Regions from separate parts of the Homo sapiens genome. Here region 1 is linked to region 2. A link is a contact called in ENCODE Hi-C or POLR2A ChIA-PET data. All regions are on one chromosome and are shown on one strand. Each heading gives the region's core, a stretch centred on a gene start or an enhancer-like site at or near the end of the contact. The rest is flanking DNA. Distances are from core to core; before and after follow the strand shown.

Region 1 (3,323 bases), core at 779-3,278, 44 kb before region 2:
TAGAAACTTTCCTTTATTTAGCATATTTTTTATCCTTTCCAGTTTATGATTATATCAATTATTTTCTCAACATACATTGAGAACAATATCAGAGTGTCAGAATTTTTGCTCCAATATCACACATAATTTGGAAAACTCAAGAGGAGGAGGAAATTCTATTGTATTCACCATATTTTTACTCTCCCCATTCACCTTTTTTTTAATGTTTCAAGATTTCTTATTTTTATCATATCCTTTATATTGAAAGAATGTCCGTTACCCATACTTTTAGGGTAGGAGTATTGGTAAAAATTTTGCTTAGTTTTTACTTCATCTGAGAATGATGATTTCTGAAATTCATCTGAGAATGATTGATTTTCCTTTCATCCCCATAAAATATTTTCATTGGATACTGAATGCTTATTGGTAGGGTTTCTTTTCCCAGTACTTTAAAGAAAATTTAAGCCACTTACTTCTGGTCTCCATGGTTTCTGATGAGATATTATCTTTCATTTAAGTGACTTTTCCTCTATAGGTTAAGGTGTCATTCTCTCACACTGCTTTCAAGAATTTTTCTTTGTTTAGGTTCCAGAAATTTGACTACAATGTGTCTTGGTATGGATTTTTTAGATTTGTTCTATTTGGATTTGCACAATAATTTCCACTCTTTCATTTTTAATAAACAATTAAAGAGCATTTTCTGACTTGTGGGGGTATCTTCTCTTCTGCAGTGAACTTTATGTCTCAATTATGAAGTAAACCATATTGGGAATTTGGAAATTCAAAATTTTAAAGCAAATGCAAGTCTCAGAAAAGGGCTATGCTTGTGAGGGAAGATATAAGGCTGAACAAGTGGTCACCATGAAGAGATTTGGGTGAGTTTTGCCATGAGCGCCTGTGGAACATGCAGCGGAGAGAAGAGCAGAGCCCTGTTAGGTGGCTCTCCATACCTTCCTCACATTAGTAGCCATGATGCCACTAAAGAGCCCATTACAGGGTGAAGGTTCAAACAATGTTGAATGAATAAAAGTGAAAATGAGTGGTGAAGAATATTCAGTCTTCAGAAAACTTTCCTGACTTTTGGGATTTTCCAAAGAAAATTAATTTCTTCTGGCTTTGCTTTGTCTTATGTTCTCCCATTTATTTTAGAAAGCACCATGTTTCTTCAAAAAAGTTGAGAACTCCTAACATACAAAAAGAAGTGTTAGCTCACTGCCCTAAAAAGTTGGGATGAGGCCAGAGGACACAGATAATTAGTTATCTAGGGACTGGTGGTTTGGGCTGAGAGGCCATAAAAGGAAGGAAAAAAAGCCAAGTTTGGTATTAATATAAAGAGACTATGACGAAAAGGAAGTGGGAAGCAAGCAATTTAGAGATTGAATAATTGGATTTGGGAAACAAAATTTTGCTCGATGAAAAGTAGGCAAATTGCTCAAGTCTCTTTGTACGTTAATGCAGCTCAAGAATGGTTGACATGGGTGTCACATTAGTTTCTGAAATGAAATATAAAATAAAAATTGAAGCCAAACTACAAGTATATTAAAATAAACTTTTAAGACATTTTTATCAGAGTGATATATGGTTAAAGTATCATTATATAAATAAAAAATATTGTCATATAAAAATCCTGCTTAAACAAATATATCATGTTTCCCAGTAATAACCACACTTCAACATTTTTAGCTATTTCTTAGGGTAGTTACATTTACAACTCTAAGTAGTATGCTTACATTTTTGGTTCATTCAATATTTAGATATTATTTAACTTCTGATAATTGAGAAGCTAGCTCTCTCAAACTACATTTCATCTCCCTTTATCTATCTTGAAGTATAGTCATAACACTACTTTAAGTTAGACAGAGGGCACTTACATTACCCTGCTCTTATGCGACTGTGGTTTACCACAATTTCCTCTTCTTTTGAGTCTGGTTTTCTAGAGGTTTTTTTTTTGTTAATTTGACTTCTTATCAAGCAATGTCTTCCTCTTTAATAGTCTTTATTTTACCTCCAAACTTCATTGTTTCAGGTCCTTCCTGGAATCCTTCCTGGTCTTGGCTGGCTGTTCTCCAGGACTGCTCAACAGCTTCTAAAAGCTCACACATTGCTCTATTTGGTGGATTTGATCTAGTATTTCATTTTAGATAAGTGCAACCTTAAGTAACTTCTGAGGAAAGACTGAATAAGAAGTAAACATTTTGAGTTCTTGCATGCCTGAAATGTCTTCACTCTGTAATCATACTTATTTAATATCTGCTGTGGATATTAGAATTCTACACTCCAAATTATTCTTCCACAGAATTTTGAAGGCATTGCTTTATTGCCTTCCTCATGCAGGCTAATGACATTCTTAGTTATGTTCTGTTAAAGGTGATCTGTTTTTCTCTTGGAGTTTTCAAATTTTTTTTTTTTTTTGAGACGGAGTCTTGCTGTGTGGCCCAGGCTGGAGTGCAGTGGCACGATCTCGGCTCACTGCAATCTCCGCTTCCCAGGTTCATGCCATTCTCCTGCCTCAGCCTCCCAAGTAGCTGGGACTACAGGTGCCCGCCACCACGCCTGGCTAATTTTTTTGTATTTTTAGTAGAGATGGGGTTTCACCGTGTTAGCCAGGATGGTCTGGATCTCCTCATGATCCGCCCGCCTCGGCCTCTCCAAGTGCTGGGATTACAGGCGTGAGCCACCGCACCTGGCCTTAGTTTTTATTTTGCAGTTGTGTCCTGAAATTCCATAATTATGTACCTTGGACTGTTTTTGTTTTTTTAAATTTAATTGTGGTAGACTTTTCAAGGATATGTTCAATCTTGAGATGCATGTACTTCCATTTAGAGAAATTTTTTTGGTAATTTCTTCCCCTTAATCTTTTCCTTTTCACTTCATCTAGAATTTCTGTTTTTTAATGGTTTGACCACCAGATTTATCTTCTAGGTCTTTTGTCTTCTTTATTTGCTGTCTTTTTTCTCTCTTCTAGGAGAATTCCTTCACCTGTAGCTATAAACTGAATATTTGTGCCTGTCCTCAAATTCTGAAATATGTTGAAGCCTGTTATGGCTTGAATGTATCCCTCAAAAGGTATGCATTGGAAACTTAATCCCCAACACAACAATATTAAGTGGTAAGATCTTTAAGAGGTGATCAGACCACAGTTGCTGCCCTTCAGCCAAGACCTGCCTGGAGGGAGATGACATAAGCACATATTATTCCAGCCTTCCTTATTTTTTTTTCTGTGACTCTCTGAACAAAAGCTAGTCTCTCATTTTTTCTAGAATGCAGGGCAAGTAAAATCATTCATTCAGGCAATACGTTGATTAAATATCAACCCTATGTTGGGCATTGTGCTTGGACTGAGA
Region 2 (3,350 bases), core at 133-2,632:
TGTTCCCAAATACCAAATAATTTGGGGGAAATACTGACATACTGACAGCCTCTGAACATTAGAGGTGGTCAGAAACCATGTCTCTTCTCCCAATCCTCCTTACCAGGTGTTGTGTGGAAAGCAAGTCTCAGACTGAACTCATACAGACATTTATTAGCTCTATGTATGAACCAGCTGATGCAGAATCCTTCATAAAACGTGATCTCTTAAGCTTCTATGCTGCTGCATCCTTTTAGGCTCCCTGGGAAGCACATTAAGTATAGAAGAATTCACCCCTGGCAATTGCAACCATTATGGGAAGGTGGGAACATCTGGTCTGTCAGTCCGATCAAGTGAAGGATGAAACAGATTTCCACATCCTGAGCACCACTCCAAAGTGGGGAGACTACTGGGTTTGCTGGATGCTTTTACTCCATTCATACACGGGTGGAGGCAACTTTGCCAGTCTTGCAACCAATCACATATAATTATGCCACTTATTTCATCAAAATAAATTATCCAACAGTCCTTACACTGATCAATGGACCTGTTACTGCTGATTCTGATGGTAATATTTAAAGGCTTGCCTTAGTTGTTTCTGGAAAACTGATTCCAAATTAAGGTCTAAATTAAGGTAGTTAGGATTCCTCATTAGTGTCCTCCACATGGTAAATAAAAGCCCTGGGAGTTTAGATCAATGTTGACATAAACACACACACACACACACACCACACACACACATCACACACACATCACATACACACACATATCACACACACACACACACACCATTCTAAAAACTTAAGAATTTTTAAAGTAAATTACTGACAATACTTTAGCTTACTTTGTTTTTTTATCTTACTTGACTCTGTTGTCTATTGACAACAAAGCCCAGTGTTGTATTCTTAACCACTACTGATCATCAAACATGAATGTTATCATTCTTAGAAAATCAGATGTACAAATAACCCCACACTTTCTGCATGTGTAACATCAGGCAGGTCATTTAACCTTTTTAGGCCCTAATTTCGAAATCTGCAAAGTGAAGTTAATAATGAGAGTTATCTACTTCCAAGAGTGGTTGCCCAAACCCCATGAGATAAGATAAGTCAAGGCACTGTGGAAGCCATATAAGCAACAGGCGTGAGGAAGGCGTCATTAGTTGTCTGCTTCTTGAAGGGAGAACATTCAGGAGGGAAAGGCTGCAGGCTTCCTCATCTGGAAAAACTCCCTGCTGCCTAAAGGAGCACAGAGCATCCTCAAAATCCACACACCCAAACCAACCCCAAAGGCACTTGTTATTCATAAGTGAAAGGTCCTGGGTGTGGGTGGATGAAAGTTGAAAGCTTTCCCAAGTCAAATGAGAATGTTTGCTTCCATTGCCTCACACTGTGGTATGAATAAGAACATTTCCTGGCAGGGTAATGCTTTCCTGTCTTCTCCAAGCCATGAGTTCTTCTGTCACTGACAAATTACTTACAACTTCTGAACTGTGAGCTCTTTTATCACTCCAGACAAAATTCAAAAATTCAGGAGCCCACTGAAGCAGATAGAATGCTTTGGATTGTAAGTAACAGGGAGATTCTAGAAAAGTTGACTTAGTTGCAAAAGGGATTGTCTTGGACCCAGAAGGCCCAGGTGGGCTGACTCAAAAGCTTGACAAAGGCCTGACCACTTCCTCCTCTGCCATCCACAGGGCAGGGCTAAGAGACTCCCAGCAGGCACCTGTACCTGATGGAGTATTATTGGCCAATAAAGTTGTTGAGAAAGACTACATAACAACATGGGAAAATGCTTGAGATGCTAAGAGAAAGACACAGAGGATAAAAAGGTACATAAATACAATTAGACTTGTCCTTAAAGAGAAAAAAGCAAAATTCTGCTTCAAAAAAATTGGAAGAAAATGGACCAAAATATTAACAAGAGCTGTATTTAGGTTTTCTCTGTGCTTTTTCCCTACTTTTCAGTATATTTTAAGTTTTCTTTAAGGACTTTCAAGGTGAAAAGATGTTTATTTTAAAATTTAAAATGAAATAAAGAGATGTTCAGGTCTCCCTGGGAAATTCCTGGTGAATGAACACTGCTTTGCTGTGGGTCATAGAGTTTTGTGACTCTGTCACCCTGATTGAAAACTGAGTAACTCTCGTTTCCATTTTTGGGATACTTCCACTATAATTAACCTGAGAGAGTAGATTCTGCTAGTGGCTAATTAAATTTTTGCCTAATAATGATAGAAAGCTCATTATCTCATTCTATCAGGATACTATTTATCCCAGCATTTCTGTACTTTTAATGACATATTTTGGAATAGATCAAACTTACAAAAAAGTTAACAGAATAATATTTTTTAAAAATCCCATTTCTCCTATGATGGCTTAAATTTTACCATCATTTTCACCATCACACTTTCTTCTATCCATCTATAATCATAAATCACTCATCTGTTTTGGAACCATTTGTGAGCATGCTGCAGATACCCCTAGATACTGCAGTGTGTTTTCCCCAAAGACACTCTCCTACATAAACACTGCACAACTCCTCTAATTGAGAAACCCACACCAATACGTTTGCATCCAACCCACAGACACCATCCCCATTGTGCCAGCTTTCCCAGCACCATCTCTACTTCCTTTCTGGCATATAATTCAATCCAGGTTTGCACGCCATATGCAGTTGTCCTGTCTTTTCAGTCTCCTTCAGTCTGGAGCAGTTCCTTGCCCCTTCTCTGTCTCTCATGTCCTTGGTAGTTTTAGAGAAACTGAGGCATGGTATGTCCTCACAACAGACTCAGGCCAGGTCTCCATGATGGAAACCATGCAGTGCTCAGTGCACATGATGCGGGCACTTCCCACTCCTGCAGAGGGTCGCCTTCATCACCTCAGAGCCTGCCAGTCCTCTCCTCAGCAAAGTCAGCATTTCTCCTTTGCAATTGATGATTATGTTGTGGATGATGTACTGAGACTACAACTCTACCCTTTTCTCGTCAACTCCCACTTACTAGCCACAACACCTAGTAATGACTTCTCCCTGAATCACCACCCTTTTGGTGATTTCCAAGTGATAATTTTGTAATTCCATCATTCCTTTTGCATGCATTAGTCAGCATTCTACTTAAGGGAGAGGCTTCTCTTTTTTCCATTTACTCATTCATTTATATCAGGGTGGACTCATGGGGGCCTATTTCCTTCAATGGGCTATAGTCTACTACTATGATAATTTATCTTGATGCCCAAAATGCCCAAGATAAGACCAGTAGAGACCTCCACAATTTTAATCCTGTATCTTTTAAACACAACTCCATCATTAAAAAGCTCTGAAAACCCCCTCAGCAATTTTGTTCTTGTTCTCTAAAAAGTGAAAAGTACTCACAT

Evidence for each region. Hi-C counts contacts between places; a loop is a spot of excess contacts on that map. ChIA-PET counts read pairs that join two places held with the same protein, here RNA polymerase II (POLR2A).
Region 1: a map of A673 shows a loop between it and region 2 (2.7-fold over the local background). The contact joins two enhancer-like sites. A Hi-C loop is called at or near these places in 5 of 168 maps with a recorded cell type or tissue (A673, GM18951, heart right ventricle and 2 more). POLR2A ChIA-PET finds 5 or more read pairs at or near these places in 2 of 52 experiments (BJ and PC-9).

What each region holds. Positions count from the first base shown.
Region 1 is chr9:88,833,927-88,837,249 of GRCh38, reverse strand. No RefSeq gene overlaps it. Among named protein-coding and RNA genes, the nearest start is that of MIR4289, 90 kb to the right of the region's middle. Within about 2 kb of position 2,028, at least 2 of the 41 ENCODE cell types and tissues checked have a DNase peak (open chromatin) inside an H3K27ac peak, as active enhancers do; they include A673, where a contact is called at or near this core.
Region 2 is chr9:88,789,608-88,792,957 of GRCh38, reverse strand. No RefSeq gene overlaps it. Among named protein-coding and RNA genes, the nearest start is that of MIR4289, 45 kb to the right of the region's middle. Within about 2 kb of position 1,382, at least 4 of the 41 ENCODE cell types and tissues checked have a DNase peak (open chromatin) inside an H3K27ac peak, as active enhancers do; they include A673, where a contact is called at or near this core.